2 separate regions of the Mus musculus genome follow, and region 2 is linked to region 1. Evidence: chromatin loops called from intact Hi-C (ENCODE). Cell type or tissue: left cerebral cortex. All regions are shown on one strand. Links, peaks and the distances in the headings refer to the core of each region. The heading gives the core; the rest is flanking DNA. Region 1 has its middle 29 kb from the start of Gm14061. Region 2 overlaps Gm14061 (a long non-coding RNA gene).

Region 1 (13,012 bases), core at 3,467-11,466:
CTCACAAGCAGCTGTGTGAACAAAGACCTTGGGACAAGACATGGCACCAGCAGAACCTATTGTCGGTGATGATTAAAGTGGCGCCCAATTTCCACTTGGAATTCTAACTCAAGATGCATTTAATGTACAGAACTTGAACGGTTGTGTATAAGTCTCTGAAAATGTCAATACATCTTATCACTCTTTCATCTTTTGGGAGAAGAAGCTAAAAAAAATGTGAGTGGTTTAGTGCTTTTAGCATGTTCTGTTTTCTTCAGCTCTCCTCAGTGTATAATGGAGATTTACAGACTCTGGTTACTATAATAATAAACAAATTATCCTTAAATCAAGGATCAGCTGTTTGAGTTTAGCTGATAACATCTGCTGCAGATCAGGAGAAGGAGCAGACCTAACTGGGGAGTTACCCACCCCTCCCCTTCCTTTCTCCATCCTTCTGTTGCTAGTCCCACTATTCCTTTTCCATTAGTGCCAAGCAACATCCCCATGGCCCAGTTAGACCTGAAGTCAGAAAACGTCATATAATAAATGAAGAGTCATACAAGCAACTTACTGTCACAGAAAAGCTGAAATCCAATACATCTTCTACTTTAGCTGTATTAACTCTGTGAGATAAAGAACAGTTTGCGAATACTACCTAACAATTGAGCTGTTATACCCAATATGTCTTGCAGATTAGTTCCCCCTTCCTCCCTATAAACGATCTCCTTTTGGATCCCTTGCCCTCATTTCTAAAAGTCTACAACCTCTTAGGTTAGTGATACCTTACACAATGTTATTCTGGTCTTTTGTTTTCCCAATTACGAACTGTAAAAAAATAAAATAATTTTTAAAAGTTGATTTTAAAAGCCATCAAGAAGTTTATGTTATTTATACTTGGGTCATCTGATTTAATTGTTTATTTCTCCTTTAGAAAACAGAAATAGACAAGACAATAACTTGACTAATAAACTATAAGTGTGAGTGTCAGCTTGCTTTTTCACTTTGTACTTGTTGATTGAAAATGGGAGCCCTTGGTCCTGTGGAGGCTTGATGCCCCAGCATAGGGGGATGGATGCTAGATCAGAGAGGTGGGTGTGTGTGTGTGTGGGGGGGGAGCATCCTCTTAGAGGCAAAAGGGAGGGGAAGAGGATGTTTGTGTAGAGGAGATTGTGAAGGGGGGGCAACATTTGAAATGTAAATAAATAACCAATAGAAAATAAAGTAATTAACTTACAGCACATTTTTAAAAGAGGGAATTTTTAATATTGAAATAAAAAAATTTAAAAATAGAATCCTCTATGCTAGAGTCCATCTAAAGCAGTTAACAACAAGGGCACAGAAATATAAAAACAAGATCATTACTTAGCATATTAATTAAATGGAAAAAATACATCAGGGTCCAAAAAGAGACTACAAAAGTCCTGAAAAGGATCAAGCTCTGGGAACTACCTGCATTGCCACAGAATGATAATTCCTAAAGTGTGCTGCACTTATAGTCAGGAGTCAAGAAGCACCAATTCTGAGAAAAATGGCCCTTTCGTCTGCAGGTTAGAATAGCAGGTTTGAGTAAGGCCACGTTAAAGGTCTGAATGGGCACCTATACCCAAAGTATAAGCAAGAACCCCTGGGTCCCATGTTCACATCTTCTGCCAATTCCTAGGCAATTCACTTGAATTCGTGTTTGCTACTGCTTTGAAGAAGACTTCAAAATAAAGAGTTTAAGCCTTGGGAAATTATCTCTATTCTGGAACCATCAGTGTAGTGTTGAGGAAGATCTTGTGCACTGTGTACTCAGAGGCTGATTTCCATGCCTCGAGATATAGTTACAGTCTGGACATAGGCATTGTCATGAATATTGAAGAATCAATGTGGTGTAAAGAATGTTCCCCAATTACCTCTGATTGGTTAATAAAAGGATGAACAGCCAAATGACTGGGCAGAGGAGGTAGAAAGGTTGGGCTTCTGATCCCAGCCAGGGGTCCCAGGGAGGCCAGGAACTACGAGTTATCTATGAGACAGGTGAAGGTCCAGAAGAAAGGCCACCAGGTAGAGAAAAAAGAGACAGTCACAGTGAGGTTGAGCATGAAGCAGAATTGCCACGAGTGTTCTACATGAGGACAGACAACTACAGCAGAGCAAGCAAAGGGAGACTAAATGCAAGTAACTCAAGGCATACGGCTGGAAAATAGCATAGAGGGTTAGGGATATCTGCTTAGTTGTTGCACTTAAAACTTGTTGAAAAAAATAGGTTTTCATTTGGGAGATAGCTGGGTTAAAAACCACAGCCTCTTTTAAATTTCATCCTGTAAACTAGTCTGATAGGGCCAAAAGAACAATAGCTTTCATGACAAAATCAGCTGACACTGACACATTGCCTCACAGGGCACAAAGCATGTTTGCTTGGTTGGTTGGTAGGGTTGTTTGTTTGTTTGTTTGTTTGTTTTAATCTTTTAAATATAAAATAGAATCTCACTGTGCACCACATGCTGGCCTTAAATTCATGATCCTCTTGTCTCTGCCTCCCAAGTCTATACCATGCCTGGCCTTGATAACAATATAGCATCTTATTCCTACCACACTGTGAAGAAGACATTATCACATCATAAAGTGGAAATCTGCCGGTAGAAGGCTTAATGCTTACCTACGTTCATAGACCTGGTCATTAAGAGAAAGTGGATGTTTACTTTTGTGTAAGGTCTCTGCCTGTCCCAGCTTACTCAGGTCTGAGGAGGTGCCCAGGGTGTCAAAGTTCCCAGTGCTAAAAGGAAGACACTCATCCAACCAGGTCAATCAATAACCCTGTCAGCCGTCGAGAGCAGGACTCCAGCTTGTTCTTCCCAGAATCCTAAGGGCAGCTATGCTCACCCACGAGGTGTGCTGGGGAGGCAGAATGAGCTACCTACCTCCCCAACAGTCCTCTTGCTGGATGGCTGTGTGCTAAACAAGCCAGACTGAAAGGCCATCTTTGAATCACAACTACCAAGTGAAAATGAGGAATCCATTCAATAGAGAATCTTTCAAGCATTTCTGCACCACCCACTCCCCAGCAAGGTTGTAGCCCACTCTGCCTAATGGGAGCATTGGTTAGAGATGAGAGAGCAAGCTATTTTAAAGTTTTGCACACAACTCATCACGGTATTTGGCGATGCACTCTCCATGCTGGGTTAATCACTGCCGTGGGTGTCCTGGAAATGACAGTGAGCAATTTCATGAAAACTTTATAGTCAATAACATTACTCCCACAACCCAGCAGAGAGAAGCAAAAGAAAAAGTCACGTAGCTCCCCGGTCGCCTGAGCAACTCTGACAGATAGCAAAATTAAGAAATAAAACCTTAGGAATATCCTAGGCAACAATTTGGCTGGAATATGAAGAATAGTGACTAGTCAAGGCATCCTAGACAAAAGGCGCTTAATTGGGCTTTAAGTTGTATATAATTTTAAAAATATTCAAGAGGGAAAGCTGGTTCTTTTAAGAAAAGCAAAGAGCATTCATTGAATATTTATAACATGTCAGCTATTCCTGTCTGGCTTTACTGTGTTAATTGCCTACAATACCTGTATTCTACCATCACAGTGTCTGTTCATCGAAAGGATGTTTGCATGTTCTCCTTTCTGTGATGGAAAATGCAGGTGTTTAGGAACCAGCACAGTGGAGCCATTTGTAGGTAACAGCACTAGAATGTGGATTTAGGGGAGATCTGGCTGAAGGGTCTGTGTAAGGAACTACATTTCCCCTCTATGGTTCCAAGAATTCCTATTCGCTGAGTCTGAGGCTAAACTCTTCAGGCAGTCACTAGTTGAACATCTTTCATCTGCAAAGTCCCAAACAGTGAATTTTGACAAAGTAGGAAAATTCTCCATTTGACCTCATGTGACAGATTTCAATCAAAATACAGATAAAATTTTAAAAATACTACATAAAAGTTTCTTCAAGCTGTTTTAAGATATCTACAAACAATGAATTTCATGTTATAGAAATCTTGGGGTTCCATTCCCAAGATACCTTACTCCATATATTTAATATTCCTAAATTCAAAAGAAGAAACTAATATCATTTGAAAAATATTTCTGGGGACAGGTATTTTGAATCCGAAGTACTCAAGCCGCATATATGAACTGTAAGTTAGAACAATGTGCCCATAACAGATCTGAAGAGCAACTCGGTTGGTGACAGGAAAGTGGAGGTTTGTGCTACAGTGTCCTCTATGTTTACTGGAAGGAAATCCAAAGAGGAGCCCACACAGTACTATTGTTTGTATTTCATTAGACATTTCTACAATGTTTTCCCTTAGAGTATGTGCACACTTTTCCTTAATTAAATGGTAACAATGCAATTGAAATTGAGACAGCTACACTTTTTCTCTACCTTTCATTAAAATCCCTAAAATTTCAACAAGATAACAAGAAGAAGAAAAGGAGGAGGAACACAAGAATTGCTAATAATGCAAACACAAGTTCAAGGAATAGACATTATGTATGTGTGTGTGGTGGTGGGGGGGGATGTTTGAGAATGACAATGGAGGTGGATGGATGGAATCAAGTACTTTATTCTCTGCACAGCATCTGCTATGTACCGAGTTCAAAGCAAGGCCCCCAGGAGGCAGAAAAAAAAAATAATGATCCATGCTTACATTTTGTACTACATCCTGAGAAAAGGACATTTCAAACGCTCAGAAATCAATCTCTTTGTCAGCACAAAAGTTCTCCCTCCACCCCAGATCCTGTTCGAGTCTCTCTTCTGCATTCTTAGAAGACTGCAGCTTCATTCACTCAAGGTGCCAGAATAAGGAAAAGAAGGTTTTGAGTCACGTTTCATGTCTTGAAATATTTGTTTAAACACGGATATGCTTTGTAGGAGAGAATATAATCAGAAAGAACATGGAAGGAGAGCTTTGGGGCCAATCATATTGGTGTGAGGGTAGAGGAAAGTCAGATGGGAGGAGAAGAATGTTTGATTCACTTCTAGCTCAACTCCATGAGAAGAGAAGGAGAGCTCAAAAAGATCCCACCTGAACACACCAATATACCCCTCTGTTTCTCTTTACTATATGGGCTATAAAAGTTTCCTTCAGATATCTAATTATTAACTAGAGCCTACAATCTATAATAAAATCTGCACTATATCACCATTTCTCTCTATAGAAGAGGCTAGCGTCAATTCAGAGGAACTCACTTGCAATGCAAAGAGGTTACTGAACTAGATTCATGAAGGCTGGCTGAAGTAAAACGGAAAATTCAGTTCACTCACTTAAAATGGAGTTAAAGCCTTCAGTTCTCTGGTGAAGACAGCCCTTCTGTCCAGAAGGAAAGCCATGTTCGAATGCAAGGGAGCGTAAAAGACCCTCTGTGGAGACCACACTGGATATTTATTTCCTAGAATAAAGAGGAAGTAAAAGTTGGAGTATTCAAAGAGGGCACAGCCAATAAAGTGCCCAGGTTGATGTTGTATAGTACTATACTATAATAAGTATCATGTAAATACTTATTATCAAGTAAATAAATGCCTGTACACTTTGAATTGCAAAATTTCCATTTCATACTCAGCAGAACTGCACTACTGAAATTATCTGAAGACATTTTAAGATCAAACAATTTAACCCATTTTTCTAAAATATTACACACAGAGCACAAATTCAGGAGAATTCCACTGCAGGATAGAAATACATAAATATAGAAACAACTCAGATACATTAATGAAATAGCAAGTATATGGAAATAGTTTCGGGATTTACTGTGTCAAAGAGTTCCTGAAGATGAAGGGGTTTGTGGTTCAACCAGTGACTCATTAGTCGTAATCTTGGTTTTTAACAAATGTGAGAGACTATGTTGGGAATTGAGGGGTGTCTAACAAAATGAGAGCCATGGAGTATTCTTCACATGAAGAGAGAAAGGGGCTGCTTCTCCTCTGAGGAGGTGTCCTTTACAAACTTAAGGTTATCAGGAAGTATAGATAATAATAGATACATTTCTAAACTACAGAATAAGCATCAATAAAATATAGTCCACATAGAGAGGAAAGGCTCTCCTGAAGAAGAAAACATACAAAGTTTAATGCAAATGGAACTGGAGTTGATTATTAGTTTTAATCAACACTGTACAGACAATATTTTTCTTTTCTCCCTTTTCTTTGGCTCTTAATTTTAACATTATAGTCTTGAATATTTATTAGACATAGCTAAATGTTTTCATTTACTCTGAAAAAAAATTTTCCCTTTCAGTAAAGACCCTATTTCTCTATTGAAAGAGATCCCAAAAGATCTTAACAGATCCAAGAGTTGAAAATAGTAGAAATCACATACTCTTATTATTGTTCAGTAAAAATAGAAATTACTAAAGAAAGTAATCAAATAAAATCTAATTATTTGGAAATTAATGCCTCTGTGCGCTTCTGAGTAATTGCTTGGTCACAATAGAGGACAATGCTTATAACTGAGAATATGCACAGAGTAATAATCAAGAGACCATTTATATGAGATAGTGAGGTACTGCATGCTTCCCTCGGTTTTGTGTTCAAACCTCTCATTACTGTTGCAAGAACATCTTTAAATGGACTAAATTTAGCAGTTTATTTACTTAAGCAGAGAGGAGATTCATGAATCAGGTAGCAAGCTGAACCAGGAAGTGACATGTAAAAATAGTTGGATGGAGAAAAGCGTTCTTTGGACACACTGAGCAGTCAGCAGGCTGTGATCAGCTGAGAGCCCAGCTGCTTGGTTTGCAGAGACTTGGCTACTTATTGCAAGAATATAGCAGTTCAGTTGCAGCTCATTTATACACTAGATTAGGTTGCAGCTTGCTCATATGGAGGCGGCTTTGTGCCAAATTTAACGGAACGTTGGTTTTGAAACTAAAAGAGAAAGAAGCATTGCACGTGGACTATCTAAAGGAGAAATGTGAAGGAAACTAAATGAATTTAAAGAAAACTAAAAAGAGCAATTAGTGAATTTGAAAACAGAACAAGAAAATTCATGCATTCTAGAGCCAGATAATTTATGTATGTCTAAGATGCAGTTATCTGAGATATTTTAGGATTGCTAAGAGGAACTGCTGCTAAACCCACACACAGTAGGTCTGAAGCTGCCTGTGCTCATTTAAAACCCAGTGGAAGCTACATAGCCTACCTGCTCCCCCAGGGTCATCTCAAGAATGGCAACAGTAACAGCACCTCCTACACAGGGATGACTTGTGGAAAGTCCTCCAGGCCAGAATGCTTTATAGATTGTAAGGACAGACTACAGAGAAACTGCAGTCCTTAAGAAAATAAAAGAAAAACACAAGCCAGTAGCATTTGACATAAAAAAAAAAAAAGAACATTGATAAAATAGACATGTGGAAAAATGTACAAGGTAACATATGTTAATAAAAAGGAAGTTTGCAGAAAATGAATAATTAGGGGAAAGGGAATCTGAACTAGCAAAACTGAACAGAAATCTTGTCAAATACATTAACTTACACTTTCAGGATCCAGAAACATATTTCATTATTTAATCTGTGTTGGCATAAAATAGAAAAATTCATCCAAATATTTTCTTTCCAATGAAGAAGAAAAAGAAATTTTATTTCAAAACCCAATGCAGATCAGTACTTGAGGCGAACACATCTCAAAAGAATGTCTCTGGTTGTAATTGAACTGTGTGATGTTAATAAGTATTCCTGCATATACCCATGCATAGACAATGTGTGTGTGCGCGCGCGCACGTGTGCGTGTGCGTGTGTGTGTGTGTGTGTGTGTGTGTGTGTGTGTGTATATGTGTGCGCGCGCGTGCGCGCTATTCACCCCAAAGTCCTGGGCCCCTGGAGCATTGGCTCTCCTCTTATGGCAGTATTCATACAGTGTCTTCCTTACCTGTTTGCTAGTCTGTAGCCCTACTTAACTCTATATTACTTAGGATAAGTCCTATGCCTCTCATTTTGTCTTTGTGGTAAACTCTGTATATTCTTGCCATTTAAGTGAAACTGTTTCAATAGCAGAATATTATGTTCTAATGACACTGGGACTCTACGCATTGCAAAAGTGCTAAGCAGAATTCCCGCCTATAAAATCATTCAATTTGAAAAATCAGTTGTTCTTTATAAGTACCTGATTATAGAAATATGGTTTTTTAAAACTATTGTTTTAATATTTGTTGCTCCATCATACCAATTCAGGAAAGACTCTTATTAACCAATTTCTCTTATGAACATACATACAAATAATAATAATAATAATAATAATAATAATAATAATAATAATAAAAGCAGGATCTGCCAGGATGGATCCTGTCTTTAAAAAAAAAAATGCAGGGACAAAAATGGAGCAGAGACTGAAGAAAAGGCCATTCAAAGACCGGCCTAACTAGGATCCATCCCATGCGCAGGCACTAAACACTGACACTATTACTGATGTTATATTGTGCTTGCAGACAGAAGTTTAACGTGGCTATCCTCTGAGAGGCTCTACCAGCAGCTGACAGAGACAGATACAAATACTTCCAGCCAACCATTGGAATGAGGACAGTCACCTCTATGGAAAAGTTAGGGAAAGGATGGAATGACTTGAAAGGGATGGCCACCCCATAGGAAGAACAGTAACTAACCTGGTCCCCTCAGAATTCCCAGAGACCAAGCCACCAATCAAAGAGTATACATGGGTTGGCCCATCACACACACACACACACACACACACACACTGCCCTGCCTGGCTTATATGTAGCAGAAGACTGCCTTGTCTGGCCTCAGTGGGAGAGGATGCACCTAATTCTATAAAGACTTGATGCCCCAGGGAAGGGACTTGCAGGGTGGGGAAAGGCATAGTTGGCAGGGGTCGGGGGGAGCACCCTCTCAGAGACAAAGGGGAGGGAAGGATGAGGTGAAAAATTCTGAGGGTGCAGCTGGGAGGAAGGGCAACAGTTGGAATGTAAATAAATAAAACAATTTAATTTAAAAAAAAGTCTGGTCATCAGCACTGTAAAGCAAACACCCCATCTTCTCCGATTTATTAACCCCCTGAGACTCTCTTTTTTCCACTCTAGTCAACCCTATATCCCACAAAACGGCTAAAAGCAAAGATCTATGAGCCTACTTACAGTCAACACTGACACAGAGCTCAACTACCAACCATATTGACATCTAAGCACAGTTCGACTCCAGGCCATTTTGACATTAAATAAAAAAGATCTTGAGAGGCAGTAGAGTGTGTGGATCCTATGAGTCAGAAACTCATTCACTAATCAGAGTTTTGTTGCCAGCTGAGACCTGCAGACTCTGCACCACATGCCGTGAATTGGAATGAACTGAAGCACAGGTTTGAGCCTGCTGAGCTCATGGTAGAGAACCACTGAAGTCAAGCCTGAGGAAGACCTGAGCTTCATTCAGCTTCTCACAGGCATTAGTAAAGCAGGTTTCTGAAGGCCAGGCTGGATAAAGGTTCAAATTCAGCAGCTTGACTTAGCAGATCAAAAGAAAAGAGTTTGGGTAAAAAAAATGACTATTTCAATGGCATCATGTCACATGAGATTAGGTTTAGAATTTTCCACTTGTTGTATCATATAAACGCCTCAGACATAGAGAATTTGGCTCATGTTAGAATTCAGCCTTCTGATGAATGATAATTACCTCATTGTTTTCTTAAGATTTATTTACTTTTATTTTGTGTAGGAGTGTTTTGCCTGCATGTATGTAGGTATGCCATGTGCATCCTGGAGGCCTGCAGAGTGTCACAAGCCTGGAACTGGAGTTTCATTCAGTTGATTGTAAGCCAAGTGGATTCTGGGAACTGATGCTTGATCTTCCATGAGAGTAGCAAGTGTTCTTAATGGCTTAGCCATCTCTTTGACCCCAGTTAACTCACCTTAGGAAGGATGCCATAGGAGGAAGAGGCTGTGGATACAGAGAAATGTGCCCTATGAAATACATACTCAGAAGAATCAGAAAGGGAAACACAGAAGTCCAACTCCTGGCCCCGATGCTTAGTTCTGGCTGGTTCTACCTGTTCTATAAAGACAAAGGCTGTTCTCAATGGTTAGTATGCATCTCAGAGATGTAGAGTACTTACTAATACCGAGATGAATAGCCCCAGTCCTTTAGATTTTGATTTAGAGATTAGATGCTTCTGTGAGCTCCCAGGTGAGACTGATTGTGTCCCTCCATAGACTGTACATTGTCTTTCTCCACCCCCACCCCCTTGTATCCCATCTTTTATACCCTCTGTAAATTAGTCCACCCAGTTTTCTTTATCTAAAAGTTTCTAGGGTAAGAAATAGCCCATAGCTTTTTTCACTCTATTATTTTTATCAAATGCGCACTCTCATAAAGCTTGCTCTAGTATGTCTCAAGTGGATTTGTGTCCTTCATCAACAGGACCAGACTCTTCTGTATCTGATAGCTTCTGTTCTCTAGACAGCTTTCATTATGGCATGTATACTTCTCAACGCCTATAACAAATCCCATGTTTACAGGGCTTATGGAATACTGCACCTCCCTTAAGTCTTGTACAAATGGGGTTTAGAATGCAGTTATTAGCCACTTCTGTGAGGCCATCTTAGCGTTCTGTTCTCAAATCAGCTCGAAGAGCAATGTTGTGCCTGCCACGGTATCACTGTAGGAAGCTGAAAATCTGTTTCTAGGCCAAAGCCAGAAACACGCACTATTTCTCTAGGGTTTGTTTCTTACTCCTCTAAGCTACTGATACTGAACTTCACTGACACATTTTTCTAGGAAATGAGGTAGATATAAGCAGAGAGAGAACACATTTGAACTCAGGATTTAATTCAATTCCAAACTGGAGCTTCTGTGTATGCATTATTTATCAATAGCATTTAAGAGTCCTTGGTGAACCAGGCCTGACTTGGCTTTATAAATACACTATGTCACACTTGCTTCCTGTCCTCCCACATCCTAACCAGGGCAAAGGGAGAATGTACACACAGTATTCATCAAAATTATAGCAAGTGATGCTTGGCCCATTTGTAAAAAGCCATTTAAACCAAAAGAAAGGAGCCATGGAGTGTGGACCCTGATGTCTCTTTCCATGGGTTCTTTTCTCTGAGCCTCTATTTATTTTAAGCTCCTAACTTTTAATAGTGTAGATATTATTTTTCTTGGTTCTATGTCAAATCCTCTGCTGCACAGGGATGATCTCAAGTAAAGAAGTCTGTGCTCAGTATGGAGAAGGCTTCCTGCTATGGTAATGTCACATGGAAAGTTCATATAAGCGCAGGAACTACAAGGAACTTAATGAACAAAAGCACACCTTCCTTTTCTACTTATTTTTGTTGTTGAGAGAACAGAGGGAAAGTGTTGGTCTTTGGAACTACCCAAAACCTATAGATTTTAGTCATAACTGTTGAGAAAGAAGCAAATGAGGGGGTAAGATTTCATGATAGAGAAAAGTTGAAAGAGTAGGGGGTGATGGTGCACCCACAATTCCTGTACTTTCCAGGGTGAGGCAGTGAGATGGGAGTTCAAGGCCAGCCTGGGCTACTGTTGTATTGCTTTTTTGGGGATGAGAAAAGAATGATCATCTCTTTGACTCAGGCCACTGATGAGAGACAAGCAATGATACCAAGTCCATCATGGGTGAAACAATGTGCCTCTGGTATTTACTCACAGGAGATGGATGGCTGACACTGGCTGACCGGAAAACAGCTATGTTACAGAAACGTCCCATCCAGCATGTGTGCTAACACACCCAAAAGCTCATATGTGGAGGCTCCTTCAGTTGCTCTATACCTCCTGTATAACCTGCATGCCACCCTAATGCCATGTCTAGGAGCAGGGTTACATGCTGCTTGGGAGTTTCCACTGGAGAGAATGGGTGTTTGGGCCTAGTGACCCTTCACATCTCTCCTTCCATGAGAGAACATCAACAAGTCCAGTCTTCTGAGGCTGCGCAGATTAACATGGGAATGGGTATGAGGACCACTTTCCTCAGAGTTCAAAACTGAGTTTGAAGCCTGAATAAAGGCCTTAGTATAAGACTCGGGACTCTGAAATTACTAGGGGGAAACATGAAGACACAAACATAGGCAAGGGTGGTTTGAAAGGTCTCTAATAGCTCACAGAAATAATTTTCAAAAACAAACAAACAAACAAAACCAATTAACATTGAAGAGGCAACTACAGACTGACAAGAAAGCTTTGCCAGATAAACATCTGACAGACTATTAGTACCTAGAATAAGTGAAGAAACTAAAAGTTTACACATACACACACACACACACACACACACACACATATACACACACACACACACACACAAATATACATACACATACATACATACACCCACACACATATACTTACATACATACTTTTGTGCACACACACACACACACACACACACACACACACATTCTGTCAATAAACTGGCAAATAAGACAAAAACACTTCTTTCTTGAATGTCAAAATACAGATGGCCAATAGATACATGAAAACAAATTCAGCGTCCTCAGCCATCAAAAAATGCCAATCAAAACTCCATTGAGATTCCATCTCACTCCTGACAGAATGGCTATCAGTTAAAAAACAAAATGCTGACAATAATATAAGGGGAAAGGAACATTTATACCTTGTTTATGATGATGTAACTTGACAAATCCACTATGTAAATAAGACTGGAGTTTTCTCAAAACACTGAAAATCAAACTACATAATCAAAATCAGCTTACTATAGACAAATCTCCCCACTTGTGATATAGCAGAATTTTATAATAGCTAAGTTACAGAACCAGCCCATGTGTCCATCAATAGATGTATGGACAAAAAAAAAAAAGTGCCATAGATACACGATGGCGCCTTATTCTGCTGCAAATAAAAATGCAATTCTGTCAACTGCAGGTAATTGAAGGAAATGTAGATCATCACAGGAAGCAAAACAAGGCAGAATTAGACAGGCAAATGTCACGTTTCCTTTCATATGTAGAACCTAGGGTGTGTGTGTGTGTGTGTGTGTGTGTGTGTGTGTGTGAGGGAGAAAACAATTTTAGGAGTGAAAGAGGAGGACCAAGATGGGGAAAGGAAATGTGGGTAATAGGATGTGAATATGATTAAAGT
Region 2 (13,012 bases), core at 3,130-11,129, 50 kb before region 1:
CATTATTTTACATGTTAGATAAACAAATTCAAGAATCCATTACTCATAGGAAATTTTACTGCCTCTCTTGTGGAGTAGGAATATCATTTTAAAAAATTAAGACTTCTTCAAAATTACTTCAAGCCAACATTCCAGGGAACCACGGGTGCCAACTGTGATGAGTGATGCTGGAGACAGAATCTCTGGCTCTCAGATTGCATTTCTTTGTACCTAACCAAAATCTTCAGTGTCTTACATGAAGATATGTGGACAAAGCTTTAAGATAAATAGAGTTCTGTGTTACTGCAAGCAGTCTATAGAATCGTTTATAACGTCTGTCCCAGGACCTGGGACTATGGCTCAGTGGATAAAACACTTGCCAGACAAATGTGAGGAATGGAGTGTAGATCCCAGGTACCCATGTAAAAGCCAGATACTTGTCTGTCTGTCTGTGATCTTAGCACTGGGGAATCAGAGACAGTAGGTACTCGGAGCAAGGGGCTAATTAGAACGGCCAAATCAGGGAGCTCTGAGCTCAAGTGAGAGACCCTGTTCAATATATAAGGAGGAGAATGGCCAGAGAAGAGTACTGATGTCAACCTCTGGCCTTCACACTCAGGTATGCAGATACACATCAATACGCATGTGTGAACATGTATAAACTAGTCACACCACACATACAAACTGTGCAAAAAAAGTAAAAATAAAAAAATAAATAAATTTAAAAAACATGCCCTTCACAGCAGGTTACTTACTCTGATTCTTTAATTTCAGTAATTCGTTGTTGCTTAGCCATTCTGTGGTTGTCACACTACCAGGCATCTCATCTGTGTTCTAAGCATAGGAGAGAAGTGAATCACAGAGAAGATGGTGAGCTAACAAGGACTACTTATTTTAATAGGAACTCAAGGCCTTATCCATCCTATTCACTAGAACACGGTTACATCATTAGCCTGAAAGCAAAGAGTAGCCAGGGGACTGGAAGCTACCAGGATTTCTTTCGCTCTAGTACTGTCATGAGAAATTTTGTAATAGCTGTATATGCAATATTAAAGTGTAAGAAATATATCAGCTATCTCCCATGTATGCTTCAAATATTAATGGTTTCACATGCAATCAACATACAACTAATGTATTATATTCATTCCTTATACTTATTTTGTGAGACCAGAATCAATGGGAAATAGGAACTTGTCTAACACACCAAAGTCAATCAAGTGGTTCTCTGGAAGGTGAATGGGAACTTAAGGTTTTTGCATGTCCATATGTGTCAACTTCTCTCTTAAGACACCTTGAATATGTTAACTTGAAAGGATAGAAAATGACAGATGCCGTGTAGGAGAGAAATACTGTCTATTCCTGGCTTCAACTAGCAACTCCACTCATCTAGTACCATGTGTATAATTTCATGATTTGATCTGCCTGGGTCTGGGTTTTCAGAACTACAAATTATCTTACTGAATAATATAATAGGTAGTTGATATTCTACTTCAATTTTTTGTTGTTGTGTTGAAAATTGGCTCTCATATGTTCCAGTCTGACTTCAAACTCATAATGAAGCCAAAAATGACCTTGGCCTCTTGGATACCAGAAATGCAAGTGATTACCACCATGTTCAGTTGTTTCCTATTTCTTCTCTTTCTTTTTATAGAATATTTCTATGTAGTCCATGATCGCCTCTCACAAGTAAGAAAATCTTAGTAGTGTACCATATATATGCAGCTATAGTAGATACAGTTTAGCAAACCAATATGCTCATATCTACTATCAGAATTCTATACCAATGGGATGCACAAACCAGACACTTTCATGGAGTGACCTGCATGGATATGGACCCTCTGGGAAGGGCTGAGAGAAGCAAGTGCCATGCACTGTAGCTGTTGGTGACTGAAATGACTGGTAGAGTCTGAGACATCCTGAAGTTAAGAAACTCCTGTTGTGAAAAGAGGGAACAATAGGGTTATGTAGATGTTGAGACCCTAAAATAATGAAGTTCCTATTTCCTGTTTTGCCTCAATTTCTGAAATTCTCATCTTACAATTTCCTTTGATTCTGGTTAAGTATCTGCACTTCTCCTGTATGTAGGACAGACCGTACAGTGGTATCTAGGATGAATTTGATGATATTCCTGAATAACTGAGAAATGTACGTTTGGTCCATTGACTCCTAGCTCATCCTAATGGTCACTGGAAGCTCTTGGAGACAGTTGTGAACCATACATGAAGATTCTTACTTGTGGGACTGAGAAACGTAACCTGGTTTCTGGTTGAGCTAAGGCTTGAAACTCCAGAAACCCTGAAGGGACAGACAGTAGGTGGTTCGCCTGTTCCGGGACACCAAGCCCTGTCACTAGCCACAGCCCCTCTCCCCCATAGATTTGTGGCCATCAGTCACATATGGGTAACATTCCAAGCATTTCCACAGGTAAAGGACATGACCTGTGGTCATATAGGCTCAAGACAGATCTCCATTTTAATGAGGTACCTAAAGGCCTAGAGGGCTTAGCCAATAGGCTTTCCTTCCCAGACACTCTTTGCTGCAAAAAGGTTAAACAACCTCAGGCCCGCCCTGAGAAGTGGGGTACGGTTTTACTCATCCACTTTTCACCATGACAGTAAATGCCTTAAAACCACTCTTCATCAGGATCCTCCGTGGGAGCCATGAAGAAGGCCTTCACCTACAGAGCCATAAAAGTCCTCTCTGCGCTGCCAGCCACAGCTGCCACCAAGCCCAACCTCAAGCCTGCTGCCACCAACAAGCCAAGGACTATCACGGCGGGACTAGCTGAAGCTCCCCTCTTTCTCTCCAGTCCCAGGCTAGATCTAGCCCATGGGCCCCACTTTGTTCTCAGCTCTCCGGCAGCTCAAAGCGGCACATGCGTGTTTGAGAACCAGATGGTCCCAGCCTCCGGCTTCCCCACCCCTGGAACAGTGTCCTGGAGCTGCCCTACAGCCCAGCACCTGCTGGGCAACAGTGTAGGGTAAGCTTGTTTGGTCGACTTTCAGCAACCTGCCTCCATGAGTGGTTGAGCCCTGTGGTGGAGCAGACACAGGACCTGAAATTCCTACACTTACTCATGCTGCTATATGGTTTTCTCAGAGTTGTATCTGGCTAAATAGCAACCTGGCCACAGGAACTGGAAGTTGTAGAATGCCAATGACCATACCTAGAGTAAAGCCTCAGATAATGATGGGAGCCTGTATATAAGCAGCCCCGTTTCCCCTGCTATTGGGGACAATTTTAAGGTTATCATAGTTTTTCAGGTCTCAGCAGGACAAGATCCAAACCATTCACAAAATGCCTTCTCCATTAACATAGCCTTTGCTGGCAAAACATGTTCCTGGTGTTACAAGCTGTTCAGAGCCTTATCTGTATGTCAGCTATCAGAGAAATCTTTGGATCAAGATTCTCTGGGGAGGAGGGTCTTATCTCAGTATCATCCAATATATATTTAATAATCATGGCTTTAGCTACTTTCTCTTTAGACATTTTTAGTTTCAAAATGGTACTTTGAAGTTTAAAACTCCATATAGGTAATACAACAATAATTTCTGACAATGAGAGTCTGACCTGGATCTGGCAAGCCAATTGCATAGCATAGACCACCCTATCAGAGTAATATGTAAGTTTTACATAACATGGAGACACACTTAAGGAAACAAAGGCCGCCAGGAGAAGGTAGAATTGTTTCTACTACACCAAAGTGGAGAAAGAAGAGGAAGCTGTGAACGCATGACTGCCATGTGGGAAGGCTTAAAGAATAAGGGTTTTTCTAACAAAATCTGTTCAGATTTCCCATCTTAAAAGCTCTGCCTTGAAGACAAGGATGTATCTGTCCCTTCTGGTACAGAAAAAGGCTCTTGCATGTGAGAATTTCCTCTGTTGCTCTTGAGAGGCTGCACGAAGGTCAAAGTGATCTCGATCTCGCTGCACCTGCTGTTTTTCATAGGCAGCACAGCAAAACAGTCTGTTTAATCCCTTTAAAGAGGCGGTGCTTCTTTTCCTTGCCCCCACAGTCTCAATAAATCCAAGAATTTGGCTCAACTTACTGAGGAAACATGCAAACGGTGATAAGTAGAGAACAACACTTTGGCTGGTCTGCTTACATGTGCATATTTCTTAGCATCTATTTAAGCCTTCCCTTCATGTTGGGACCTTGAAGATAGACATGGGAGGGGGAAGGTCACTGGCTCTCTTCCTCTTCTCAATGTGACCATATTAAATACATCTTCTGCTTCTGCATTTTAATATTAGAAAGGAAGAACCCTTCAATGTCTAGATTAATATTACATAAAATTAAAGATTCAAGGTTCTGTGTTGAACTAGACATATTTCAAATGTTCTATAGTTCCATGTGGCAAGGGGCTGCTCTGTTGGGCAGCACAAACATTTTCATCACTGCCAAAGCTCTATTGGCTGGAGTTACGCTCAATTGGCAAACGAGAGGTAGGCTGGCTATGATGTTCTCTTTCTTGGGCTCCAACTTCCACAGAAAGAATCTAATTCTTTTTTTTTTTTCATATTTTCTTTGTTTGTTTGTTTGGTTTGGTTTTTTGAGACAGGATTTCTCTGTGTAGCCCTGGCTGTCCTGGTACTCACTCTGTAGACCAGGCTGGCCTCGAACTCAGAAATCCACCTGCCTCTGCCTCCCAAGTGCTGGGATTAAAGGTGTTTGCCACCACTGGCTGGCTTTTTAATTCTTTACACACTAGCCATGGTAGTGCTTAACCATACCTCTCAGAACACTTTACCCTGAAACTCATTAAAGAAATGGCTACTGCATATTTTACATGCGTGGGAACACTCCTGTAGAAAGAAAGGCCAAAGGAGGAAGCAGACTGGAAAAAGGGTAAGTGGCCAAGTCAAGTTTTGATATCAGTCAAGTGACTAAGGAGATCTGTTGCTCTCCCATCATCATCAGTTTCCTCTGTACACAGTGCACTCCAGAGTCAAGTGTATCATTTAGGGACCCTGGGAGGTCAGGATTCATTATGAACAGCATGTTTTGGCATACTGAAAAACACCTCTATTCCTCCCTTTGTAGTTCAATCAATTTAAACTTATCTCCAACTAGCTTAGGAATAAATGAGACTCAGACTATGGTTATTTTATTTGGCCTTGACAATTTCTTCAGGGTCATCCCTAATCTACTCTTCTGGCTGCTGACCTGGCTACCTCTCCAGTGCTATTTGGCTACTTACTGTTTCTCCTGGCCATTTGCTCATGGATCCTCTCCTCCCATTCCCTCGCCCCTTTCTTCATCTCCTCCTCTCCTTTCTCTCCCCCAACCAGGTCACTCCAAATGTTCCTACCTCTAATCCCTCCAGTAATTGGCTGTAGCCAATTTTATTTAACCAATTGTTTTAAATCAAGGAATATTATTTACACAGCAAAAGCCTGTGGGTGTGAGAATTTGCTCCTTTGTGATAGTAGGCTTAGACCTTCTCCTACAGAATTAGCATTACAATGCATAGCAACAGATCAAACTTCAACAATTTTTATGCTGGAAGCACAGGTTATTTTCACTGATCTTTCTTTTTTTAAAGATAATATTACATCTAAGGTCACTCCCATTGAGTTCTGAGACTCTCTCACCTCTCAGGTCTCTAGGATTTTCTAGAGGGTCTCCCCACCTTCCACCTTCAGAGGCTGCATATTTCCATTCATTCTGCTGGCCCTCTCAAGTTCCCACCTCCCATACCTGATTCTGTTCCCCTACCCACCCAAATCCCTCTCTCCCTTCCTCTGCCTCCCATGGTTATTTTCTTCCCCCCCTACTAAGTGGGATTGACGCATGCATCCTCACTTGGTCTTTCTGCTTGTTAAAGTCCTTAAATTCTGTGGATTGTATCCTAGGTATTCTGTACTTTTTGTCTAATATCCACTTATTAGTGAGTATATAACATATATGTCCTTTTGGGTCTGGGTTACCTCACTCAGGATGTTATATTCTAGTTCCATCCATTTGCCTGCAAAACACATGATGCTCTCAGAGTGACCTTACATGAAATGCCCAACAGTGGAGAGAGAGAACTCAAAGAGTCCACCTGCACTAGATAAGACCTCAAGGGGAGGGAGAGTATTACCAACCCACAGTCAAACTTTCTGATTGAGAAGTGTTCCTTTATAAAAGGACTGCAGGGATAAAAATGGAGAAGAGACTGATATGCCCAACTGAGGATCCTTCTCATGGGGAGACAGCAAGTCCTGACACTATTCCTGATGCTATAATGTGCTTGGGACAGGAGCCTAGCATGGCCGTTCTCTGAGAGGCCCAATCAGGAGATGACTGAGACAAACACAGATACTACACCCAACCACTGGACTGAAGTTGGAGACCACTATGGTTGAATTATGAGGAAGATGGAAGAAGCTGAAGAGGGGGGCAACCCATAGGAAGACCAGAAGTCTCAACTAACCTAGACACCTTGGGAGCTCCCAGACACTGTGCCACCAACCAGGCAGCATATATGAGCTGGTCTGAGGCCCCTGACACATATATAGCAGAGAACTGCCTGGCCTGGCCTCAGTGGGAGAGATGTGCCTAATCCTTGAGAGATTTAAGGCTCCAGGGATGGGGGAGGCTTGGTAGTGGGGGACCATCCTCTCAGAGACAAGGGAAAGAGGAATGGGGTGGGGAATTGTGAGAGGGGGATCAAGAGGGGAGGGCAATGGCTGGATTATGAATAAATTTAAGAAGATAATGTTTTATTAATTATTTGAGAATTTCACACAATGTATTTTGACCAAATTCCCTTATACTCCACACTACAATTCTTTACCGATTGACCCCCGCTTCCCCAGCCTTTCCCACCCTTGATTCCTCTGATCTTCATTGTGAGAACACCTGCAAACAAAATTCACAGGCATATCCCCCACCCCCCCACCAAGAGCGATTACCCTTATGCTATCTTTCACCTTTATCCATCGAGCCTCTTGCCCTTCATCAGTTACACATTTGGATCCTGGCTAGGGCTGACATTGGGGTTTCTGTTCACAGGAGCTGGGAACCTCTGTATCTACTCGTCCACCTTTGCTTTGGAGGGCAGTGGCTTGACATGTTATCTCAAGATTCCAGAAGAGCTGCTGACTTTCAGTTTTCAGCTTTTTACTTCTTGTTATGATGGAAGCTATCCCAACTCCTCAATTCCTAGCATGAAAACAAAGAGCGTGCATTAAAACAAAAAAAAATGTATTTCGAGTTCCTACAGTAAGGAGGGTAGGCGGGCACTCTATTTTCTCTTCTGTGCCTTCACTTCCACTCCTGCACTCCATGTTCCCAACTGAAGCCTTTGCTACTGTTCTGATTAAAAGTGGCTTCTTTTACTAATACATTCTTCCCTGTGGTTATTAACTTCCTCCACCCTGAGTGAATTGGGCCTAAAACTCATTATTACATCTCAAATGTTCCCTTCACTCCACTTAGAAAGCTGGTCACAGTGGCTTGTAGTCATTAGGAATTCTTTGCACACACAGTGATATACCACCTCACATCATTCTGAAGACTTACGAGGCATATGTTGCAATCATGGGATATTAAAAATAATAATAAAAAAACATGAGCAGATTACCATGGCCGTTTGAACCACGATACCCGCTGTTTGTATATCCCCAGCTGGCCCATCTCTGACGGCACATCTTCTGTATTCTAATTTTTAGGACTTTGAACTAAAAAGATAATGATTGGCTTACCACTCGGTGAGCTAGATGTTTCATTTTGTTGTTTCTTCACAGCCTGGGGCAGTGTCAATCTGGTTGGTCTCTCTCTCCAAACCCAACTCTTCCCAGGTGAGTAGCTCTAATTAGTGCACCAGAGAAAGGTCTAATTTAGGTGCAGGTGTCCTGGGCAAGTAAGTCAAGGAGATTTTGCCATCTGGCATCCCATAGGTGTGTGTTGGTGGCTATTGAGGATGAGTCTGACCGTTCATATTTTCAATTTTTTTTCTTAGTTTCAATTTCCCATACCATTGGATTATATACCAAACTAGGAAGAATTAAGGTATATTTGCTTCCTGCTTCCTCCCAGACATTTTTGCAGATACACTGTCTTTGAGCGATCACATCACCGAAAACCTAGTGTTACCCTGCTAGACTAGGAAATAAACTCCTCTCGTTACTCATGCGGCCTGATTAACAGCGAATCAGATTTTGAAATAATTAAGAGATGCATCTGGTGGGAACTCACAGGTTCTCTGTTAAATAGAATCTAATTTTCTTTGATGATTCAGAGGGTATTTTTGTAGCTTGTGTTAATCACCATTGTTTGGAAAATCAATTGCAAGCTAAGCAAGATTTCCAACTGCTATGAGCAGATAAAATAGCTCTCAGAACTTGCTCACAGTGAACTGTGTTCTTTTCTAGAAGCTTCCTGTGTTTTCTGCAGTTTATATCAATGAACTTCTAATAACAGTGCAGCCTTCCCCCGTGATGTACTGAGGTGACATGTGTATTTTACAAACGTCCCCATGTATCGACAGTGTGTCTCTGCTGGGTTTTATCTCATCATTCAATAAAGCTTTCCCAAGCAGTGGTTCTATATGCTGTCTGTGGTTCTGTCCTGGGTCAGTGGGGACAGGAGAGGCATGAGTTTTCTGCTCAATGGTGCTTATGTGCTAGTCGGGCTTCAAAAGGCAACTCTCCACAAAGTAAAGGGCTGCAGAGAAAACAGAGTATGTAAGAGGGGCCATCCAACAGAGGCTTACTATGGAATTGACAACTAACTAGAGAAACAGTTGGCATAACAATGCACTTGATTGTCTTCGAGAACAGGCTTGGGCCAAAAGAAAAAACAATGTAGGGTGACTTTAGGATAAGCTAAAAACAGAAATGAAAGTGATCATGTGGTTGCATGGGTAGTACAAAATATTCAGGGAGGGCCTAGGTATCACCCAAGCCTGGGTCTCTGTCTCCTGCCTTACAAGATATCTCAGGTAGAGCAAAATCTCCCACACGCTGAGAGGAATTATCAATCACGTAGGTCTTCCTCCAAAGACCGACTTAAAAGGCAACCATGGAAACAAGCCAGGTAGGCCATGTTGGTATCCATAGATACAAAAAGCCTAAAATCACATTCTTCAAAATGCCTAAAATATGACAATTGTCATGCTAGCAGTCATCACCAAACTTCCCCAGTGCATCACATGTTGTGAATATTTACAAATGAAGCAGATATTCGTGTGCTTGTAAAAAAGGGGCAATAAGGCTCCCAAGCAACCTGGCACAGATCGGGCTTTGATCCATCAGGTTTCGGCTGTGTACAACCAGTTACTTGTTCTTCTGTCCGATCAATAGAAATGCTGCTAACAAGCGCATCAAATGTTGAAAAGGTATGTGTGTGAGGATTTCCATACCTAATGTCCTATAGCACAATGAAAATCACATTGCCAAGGTTTTATATATATATATACACACACACACACACACACACACACACACACACATATGAGTTTCATTGAGAGTCTCAGTTTTCATATATTATTATAACCACTGGCTCTTTATCAAGTCATGGCAACCTTAGATATTTTTTCCCTTTTGTATAGCAAATACACACAGTTACCTCTTTGTTTCAGGGAAAGAAGAAACAGGAATAAAGAGAGATTGGACAGGGGATGGAGGGTCTTTGTCATTCTGGATCCTTGTGCAAACTCCTGTAACTGGTGAGCTAATGCTGGAACACCAGGTGTGGGAAGCTTTGTAGCAGAGTCAGGATTTACTACTGAGGACTAACCCTAGCTCCTGTGCTGGCTGCTGCTGAGGAAGTAATATGGGGCTTCATCCTGTTTTCCTGCATTGTATACAGGGAAACCAGTCATCTATAGCTAAGTCACCACGAATACTAACAATTATGAGGGCTGATTAAAATGTATTCCTATTACACATATCAATCTTATTTGCATTCTGGTAGGCCTTCTTGAGAGGGAAAGAAAGGAAGGAAACACAGAGAACCCTCAGGATAGTGTACATTCCTCCATGTGCATCCAAGCATAGGCCCTGAAAGTAAACTTTTCAATTTGATATACTTCAGGCGAGAGCCTGGCAAACCACTGGCAATTGATGAAATCTACTCTGTTCTATATTCTTATAGAGCCCACAAGATAGCCAAGCTTTTTCATATTTTAAAATGTTATGTAAAACCAACCAAGCAAGAAAGGGACAGCTATAAAGTGGTTGCACACAAACACCTAAACTTAAAATATTTATTTAGTGGAACTTTAAAAAAACATTTTAAAAAGGTTGACTAAGGTTATGGGTAGCAGAGACAGGGTTGTTCTAAAGTACAATGTTTAAAGTGTGATTGGTCCATCCTGTTTTCTGTACTTCCAATATCTTTTGTCAGTCTATTTTCATTTTCTTAGTACTGTTCATCTTCTAGTATACAATAAAACAGACTTCTAAGTCATGTTTATTCTCTTCTATATCTCTTCTCTCACCCTTAGAATCTAAACTCCACGAAGAAAAGTGTCTTTTCTGTTCTATTACTTCTGTAAATCAGGTGCCTAGAATATGGTTGGCCATGTATACACGTAGAAGAAAGCAACAAATCAATATGTTCATGAAATATTTTAAAGAAATCCTTTCTACTATAGATAAACCATTAGTTTCATGTAGGATATATCAAGTTTACTTACTCTGTTTTCATGAAACACTATGGCTGATTCTTCACAAATACCCACAGCTCACCTTCCTCTGACTACTTAGAACAAAAATATTGGGGATGGTGAGAGACAACTGGGATAGGAATACATCACTATGGCTCCAGCACTAGCAAGGCAATGGTAGGAGAATAGTGGGTTTGCAGTCAACCTGAGCTACCCTGGAAAACGTTGTTTAAAATTAATAAAAATAAATAAACAAATAAAGGCATGGGTGGTATATATTTACTAAGCTCCCATGGTAGAAAGGAACCTCAAATCAGTTTTCTATATTATCTCAATTAAGAGACTTTTTTCCAAACAATTGAGAATACAAGCATTTGCAAGAATAAAATTGATAGTGGGACACACATTTCACAACTGCCCTAATAGCCATTTCCACAAGGGCTGAAATCTCCTAGATACAGACACCTGTAACTTTAATTTTTTTTTCAAATCCTATTTTTAATGATAGTTCTCAAATGCTTTAACCTCTCTTGTAGCCCACCACCCGGCAGAGGTAGTAGAAAAGAAAGGATATGGGGAGCACGAGGGGAAGTGGACCCATTTAGAAAGGTTCTTTGGAGCAGCTCCAGCCTGTGCTGTCTGGAAAACAACGGTTCAGTTCACAGGTCAGCAGGCAGAGGCAGCTCTATCTACTTGCAAACACTTCCTGGATACATTAGCAGTTCAGTCTGGTAGAGTCAGGTTAGCAACAGTGGTGACACAACCTAGCAGAGACAGCCAGGCCTCAGCCTTGGCTCAAGTCAGCAGGAGGGACCAACAGGAACACCAGAAGTTCTCGGCTGTGCCTCTCTCAGGGAAGCAAAGATCAGCGAAGACTTAAGACCCACAAGCGTTGCACAGCTAGCTGTACCAGCAAGACAAGTTCAGTCTCTGCCGCTCCGTGGAGTCCTATTGATACCCTCCAAACATCACATGTCCTCCATGGGCCTTGCCTCAGTACGGGTCTTGCCTCACAGCTCTTGTCACAGCACGTACATCCATTCAGCCTGAGTCCTTAGAAGTGGCAACAAACTGCAGCACACCACCAGAAGGTTTTTGATGCATTTCTCTCTATGATATCTCAACAAATGCAGCACAACTACACAATGTAAGGTTGACCAATACATGCGTGTCCTTAGCAAAGAATCCTCCATCACGTGTCCTTTCATGTGCTTGCTTTAGCAAAACATCCTCTCTCCTGTGTCCTCACTGGTCTGCCTTAGCCTTTCACACCTGTGTCCACTTTAACAAGATATTCCTTCAGGTGTTTGCCCAGGCAAACACCATCCAACCGTCTTTCCAAAGAAACCTTAAGTTTCCACTTCAGTCACCTGTTAGGCTGTTATTCTCACTGCCAATAACATGGCAGTTGCAAAGTTCCAAGGCTGAAAGATCAATGGCTTACGGTCTTACTAAGGTGAGTTCAATCTGAGAACAAATTGGAGTAAGATTGAAGCTAAGCAGATGCAAGGAGATCTGCATCAAAGAAAGGAGACCTAAGTCTTGAAGAGGGTGTGTCTACGTGTCCCTGTCCATGTCCGTGTCCGTGTCTGTGTCCATGTCTGTGAAAATTCAGCCTTGGATGCTCACAGAGGAACAATTTAAAGGCACACTTTAAAAGCAACACTTGGAGTTTTACTCTTTAAATCTTTAGATGCCATATGTTCCTCAAAAGATGCTTTTGCAGAATAAATAAATGAAAATAGTTAAAACTGTTGTTCTATGATTCAAATTTTACTTTTGAGTAAGAAAATACAAATATAAATAGAAACAAAAGCAACAACAACAACAAAACCCTATCTATCTCCTCCTTAGCATGCATTTTATACCAATTGCACATTTGGGCCCGACTCTTTTGCAACCAGCGTACCATTGGCATTCCTGTAAGAATTTTCTCATTTCTTCACATTTCTTTTTTCATCCTACCCTAGCAGAACTCCTATTGTCAAGGTGATGGTTATAACACAGCTCTGTTCTATCCTCAAGTAGTCAGGACCATCTTGGCTCATGAGTCTCAAGGAATCACATTGTAACTTTTTCCTCTAACATTAAAACTCATTCCCTATAACAAATGAAAATACAATAAACTTTGTGATTTGGCCTTGATTCAACATTATAAATGTATTTCTTCATTTGCTTTGGTTTCTAAAATTACCGCACGAAATGAGACCTACATAGTAACAGAGACAGAAAAATTAACAATGTCTGTATTCAAACATCTGAGGACTTTAGAATATAAGCTACAGGCCATTGTAATACCACAATCAAATTCCAGAACAAAGGATTGGGAAATCCACAGAATTTGACATGTTTCCCACGTTCAGCCTGCCACAGGGGGACTGTAAATAAATCTTGCTTATCAGGACTCTTCTCTCAGGAGGCACAAAAAATATTGA

The links. Hi-C counts contacts between places; a loop is a spot of excess contacts. Peaks named below come from ENCODE experiments on the same cell type or tissue, not always from the same donor. Only the 100,000 strongest peaks of a DNase experiment are listed, where the experiment ranks them.
Region 2: it touches region 1 in a loop (3-fold over the local background); 2 of 42 quality-filtered maps call a loop at or near these places.

What each region holds. Positions count from the first base shown.
Region 1 is chr2:138,545,432-138,558,443 of GRCm38, reverse strand. No RefSeq gene overlaps it. Among named protein-coding and RNA genes, the nearest start is that of Gm14061, 29 kb to the left of the region's middle. In left cerebral cortex, for the core only: no CTCF peak of the experiment used is centred there; DNase peaks (open chromatin) are centred at 6,738 and 7,070; H3K27ac peaks cover 617 bases.
Region 2 is chr2:138,595,064-138,608,075 of GRCm38, reverse strand. All of the region lies in intron 3 of Gm14061 (a long non-coding RNA gene), which reads right to left. Among named protein-coding and RNA genes, the nearest start is that of Gm14061, 20 kb to the right of the region's middle. In left cerebral cortex, for the core only: no CTCF peak of the experiment used is centred there; DNase peaks (open chromatin) are centred at 3,768 and 7,240.